Linked DNA regions of Mus musculus: region 1 is linked to region 2. The links are chromatin loops, found by intact Hi-C in ENCODE. Cell type or tissue: heart. All regions are shown on one strand.

The links. Peaks named below come from ENCODE experiments on the same cell type or tissue, not always from the same donor. Only the 100,000 strongest peaks of a DNase experiment are listed, where the experiment ranks them.
Region 1: a loop joins it to region 2, with 3 times the contacts of the local background. A loop is called at or near these places in 2 of 42 quality-filtered maps.

What each region holds. Positions count from the first base shown.
Region 1 is chr9:77,388,976-77,391,475 of GRCm38, reverse strand. It overlaps 5730403I07Rik (RIKEN cDNA 5730403I07 gene), which reads left to right. Exons shown (of 4, transcript NR_040378.1): 2 at 2,446-2,500. Among named protein-coding and RNA genes, the nearest start is that of 5730403I07Rik, 9.2 kb to the left of the region's middle. In heart, a CTCF peak has its summit at 1,176; no DNase peak of the experiment used is centred here.
Region 2 is chr9:77,780,529-77,783,028 of GRCm38, reverse strand. It overlaps Gclc (glutamate-cysteine ligase, catalytic subunit), which reads right to left. Exons shown (of 16, transcript NM_010295.2): 5 at 1,887-1,945; 6 at 1,662-1,795. Among named protein-coding and RNA genes, the nearest start is that of Gclc, 27 kb to the right of the region's middle. In heart, a CTCF peak has its summit at 1,402 (motif pointing right); no DNase peak of the experiment used is centred here.

The DNA.
Region 1 (2,500 bases), 390 kb after region 2:
TTGAGGACGTATGTCACTGGTGGCAGGTGTTGAGGTTTCAAATCCTTGTGTCATTCTCGGTGCAGTTTCTCTGTCTGCTTCCCCTTGGTGGTTTTGGATATGAGTCCCCAGATCGCTGCTCCATTCACTGTGCCCTCCTCCCGTCACGCTTCCTTGCTGTGATGATGATAGACTTTTAGCTTCTGGGACAGTAAGCCCAAATCAAACAGCCACGGAAGAGACGTCACTATTATCGACAACAAAAGTTACCCATAACAATACAGCGGGTATGGCTGGAACCACATAGAATCTTCTTGGAAGAGATTCCTGTATGATGATACACCCAGCTGGTACAAAGCTCTCTCTGGACTTCTAGCTCTAGATCTGTTTATACATTTTCTTTATCGATGTAGACCAAAACACAACACCAGATGCCCCCCTCTGTCCCATGAGCACTTCTCCATGCCTCCCGCTTATGTGAGGCATCAGACTCCCCTGAGAAAGCCTTGCTCACGACACATGTCTATTTCATTGTGTCTTATGTGCCTTATGTGTTCATTTCCTTTGCTTCCACAACCTTAGGATCCCTAACCTATTTTTTCAAGCTTAAATTTCTTCTCGGCAGCAATTTCCTATCTCCATCTGTTCTTTCGAGGTTCGATTTTTGGATGTTGTTTTGTTTCCTTCAAGTCTTTTTTTCCAGAGTAGAATTTTGGTCTCTCCAGGTCTCCTGACAGCTGTTTTGATTTATGTCTCTGGATTCATCACTGCTCTTGGAAATGTTACTGTCTCCTATCTTTGTCTCTCATCTCAAATCAGCTCCTAAGGTCCCTTGGTAGTTCCTTTGTGAGCACCTCTGGATGCTGTCCTTCTTGCTATCCCTTTGTGCCTGGCCTTTCCCCCGCACCCCCCAAGTCTCTTTCCTCAAGCCACAGCTCCAAGTGCTGCAGAATCAGCCCTGTGAACATGTCATTCACAACCTGCCATCTCCTCCCAGCTGCCCTCAAAGGCCTACCCTTGCCTGAAGTTTAAAACCTGGCCATCTAGTGCTTAGCTCTCCACACTCCAGCTGCGGCTCAGGTCTGTAATGGCTGACCACCCTTGAAGTATCATTTCTTATTTTAAAAGGACAGACAGTGCCTCTCCTCGTGTTCTGAATGCTCCTGGCTTATTCCTCCCCCTTATGGTTGACTGAGGTTCTCCTCATTCCTTCCAGTCTTACTTCAGATGAGAAAACTGTATATCCAGGAACCCTTTCTAGTCTATGTGTGGTGAGGTAAGTGTGTGTGCACCTGTGTGTGTGTAGGTCAGAGGTCAATATAAGGTTCACTTCACTTTTTGAGGGTCTTTCCCCAAGCCTGGAACTCATCAGTCAGGTAGGCTGACTGGCAGATGAACTTCAGGAATCTGCCTTTCTCCTATTCCCTCTGTCTTCCCCTTACCACAAGCAGCAGCAGCAGCTTCCATGCCTGGCTTCTGGGTGCGCTGGGGATCTGAGGTCAGGCCCTCAGCCTTGTACAGCAGACCCTTTACTGACAGAACTGTTTCCACAACCCCAAGGATCTCTTTCAGTCAGCTAACCCTTACCTTTTCTTTCGTTCATTTGAGGCTGAAACAACTCCCATCCCATATGCTTGGTTCTTACCTGTAGGAAAATAGTGCCGACCAAGGTTGTCCTTAGTGACCATCACATAGATGACATGAGCGCAGTCTTGGCTCCATGTAGTGAGGAAACCACGCCACAGCCAGGTGTGTGAAGTCACAGGATGGCTTCCCGGCACAGGCTAACTGTTTAGGGTCCTCTGAACTCAGCTCTGTTTTAGAGCTTCTGAATTCTTGGATTGCTCCTTTCCACGCAGTGGTTGTGATGTATATTCTGTGTGTTCCCTTCTCAAGTAAAGTGTCTGTGTGCCCCCTCGAGGCCACAGCCATATAGTATGCCCATTCCCCAGCAGGACTAGAAGAAGTCTGTGTGCTCGAGTCGGCTCTGGATGCTGTGCAGGTTGAGCGGATTGGGGGTACTGCCTAGTTTTGAGATGATATAGTTAATTTCCATCAGTTATAAAAGCAGTCTCAAGTTCTGGGCTCTTGAGAGAAAATACTCAGAGAAGCCTTTTTAAAAATTTTTGTTTTATTATTATTATTATTATTATTATTATTATTATTATTATTATTATTTTTTAACCCCTGACTTTTACCACAAGGTCCGGTGGCATATACTCATTCTCCAAGTTATGCGGTGTGGACATCTAAAAAGTAACGCCGATGCAATGATCCCACGTAGTCCTTGCTGATTCTTGTCACAGGAAGAAATCAAACACCAGCGAAGTCCATGAGTCAGCAAATATGCAGTGACCCAGCCTGGGTCCAGTGTCTCCTCAGCTGGGTGGTTTTCTGTTCTTCCCTTTGACGTTGTATGTGAAATGTGGGTGGAAAGTTCTGACAAGATGTTTTTGTCTTTTTAAGGGTCCCTCGCTGAAACATCAAGTTGCTCAAAGGAAAGTAAGAAATGCCTGGCTTA
Region 2 (2,500 bases):
ACCAAACCCGACACTTACCTAGAATCTGGTTTTGAAACCACATAATTCTCTTAAGTAGAAAAAAGGAGGAGGAAAAAAAATCCATAGCAGGCCATGGCCTTTTTCTGAAGTGTAAAGATTTACTTCTCTGAGATGGTCTGGATATGGAACCCACACTGGCCTGAGCTCACACTCCCTCTGTAGCACTGGGATGCCAGGCAAGCACTATAGCACTCAGCAAGCTCACAAACTTGGAGGAGTTTTGTTTTGTCCAGTTAAGTCTACTATTAACTAAAAAAGTACTTACCATTTCTTTTTGTGCTTTTCTATAATAAATACTTCTTTCAGGTCCCAGTCAGAAGATATAAGGCAGGGACTTTTGTAGCTACTTCTGAGTTCATCTCATTGTGTCACTACAACCTTTTGAAGTGGGATACTGTAACTGGTTATGTTGGGGGAAGTACTAAACTCATACCTTAAATAGATTAGACAACTGTGTCTTTACATGAAAATGCTTGTCCCCACCAGTAGGACTCACTTATTTGCATAAATCAAGTGTCTCAAGCGAGACTGTCACTTTGTGCAACCCTGAAAGACCCTGGTTCAATATTAAGCCAAGGAAGGGCTGGGTTCCAAGAACACTCCCAGAATACTGAAGCCACACATTTTAAGTGCTGCAGCTTAATGATTAATTCCAGAAATGTTTGTACTTAAGATAAGAAAGCGGGTAACACAGTCAAAAGTCAGCCTTGTTTTAAATGATGTGTGACCGTTCTTAAGGGAACATTCTGGCGTCTGTTTGGAGGCTACATATCTGATTCTACTTAAATATGCAAAGGAAACAAAATACCTTTTCATGCTATAGAAACATGTAGCATGGGAAAGTCTGACTTGGGTATTAAATCTAAATTATCTGTACTTTCAAAAATAACAGTTGGGAGGCTAATGTGACAACTGTGTGTACAGCTGCAGCCCTAAGAAAAGAATGCTGAGTTTTGTGCCCTTTGTGCTGTGGCTACAGTCAGTTTAACTAAGTAAGCCAGCTCAGCATGGAGGCAGCAAGGGCAGAGACGACCACGGGCCTGTGTGGGCTGGGAGACTGCACTCCCCACTCTGCTCCTGAGGGAGCCTGGTGCAGTCACTGTTGGAGGCCATCAGTTATTTGATTAGTCCCAGCAAAAATTTTAACTGTTCGAACAGAGAAATACTATTGTATCTCTAGTGTAATTTAGCCAGGGGCAAGGCAAAGACTGTTAAATATTTATTCCTTTTAAACCACGAGGTAGCTTTGCACAAGAATAAAAATTTAAATGCCAAACAACCTTTGCCCTTGGATCATAAAGTCACTGGATTCTCTCACCAGAGGTCATTTTCAGAAATAGAGATCTGAGCCTTGTATAATATCCTCAAAGGCTGTCACTAGATGGCGGTAAAAAATCAGGCATCTAAAAAGGGCATTCACCAACATCTGTTTACCAATAGATACCAAGTTTAGTAACAACCACACACCTCTGTGGTAAACTGTGAATTTTCAGTCAAAAGACAGCTACAAAAGACTTTACTAAAGCAACATCATTTTTCAGAAGGTAAGCTATCTTTCGAATCAGATTAGAAGGTGACTTTAAACCAGACACATGCATAGTGAAGAGGACATTTAAGTCTCCATACAACACAGGCAATACCTGGAGACAGCAGTTGCCCATCCCGAATCCCATGGCATCCATGTAGATATGGTCTGGCTGAGAAGCCTTTGATGCCTCCGCATCTTCTGGAAATGTTTCTACAAATGGAGATGGTGTATTCTTGTCCTTGAATACTGCATTATTAATGAAAAGAAGAGGAGCTGAGAATCAAGGCTGCCGGTTGGACTATGCTGCCCCAGCCCCAGCCCAGCCCCACCCACTTACTTGGCACATTGATGACAACCTTTTCTCCTCTCCGATGCCGGATGTTTCTTGTTAGAGTACTACAGCAAGCAAACAAAAGGACAGGTCACCCAACAACTGCCACATTAGAATCTGAGCACATCGAACTGAATGGAACTGAATCCTACCGCAAACTAAAAATCCGAGACTGGCTCATGGCACGTGACATGCTACCCTAAGGGTTTCCTGAAAGGGGACTGGTGAGCAGCAGTTCCTGCGCTCTGCCTGGGGACCACCCCTTCTTGCTCACCTAGTCAGCACAGGTGTTCATGGCAACCACAGTCCAGCTAATTCTAACATTACTCATGAAAATTCCAATGATTTTAGTCAAATTTAAGAACTTAGGTTTTGGTTATCACTGAAGTCTCAAAATCACTTGCTTCAGCCCCCGATCCAAAACACAGACTGATTCTTACCTGATGCGCACATTATGGCCACCGACACTTGCAGTCACTGGTCCTAATTCAAACTCACAATTTTAACAGCACAAAGAGAGGAAAAAAAATTCCTCTCAGATTTTTGAACTGACTCTAAATTGCAGCAACACTTTAGATAGATGAGGTTTGATAAATTATGAAACCAAGGTTCACTTATTT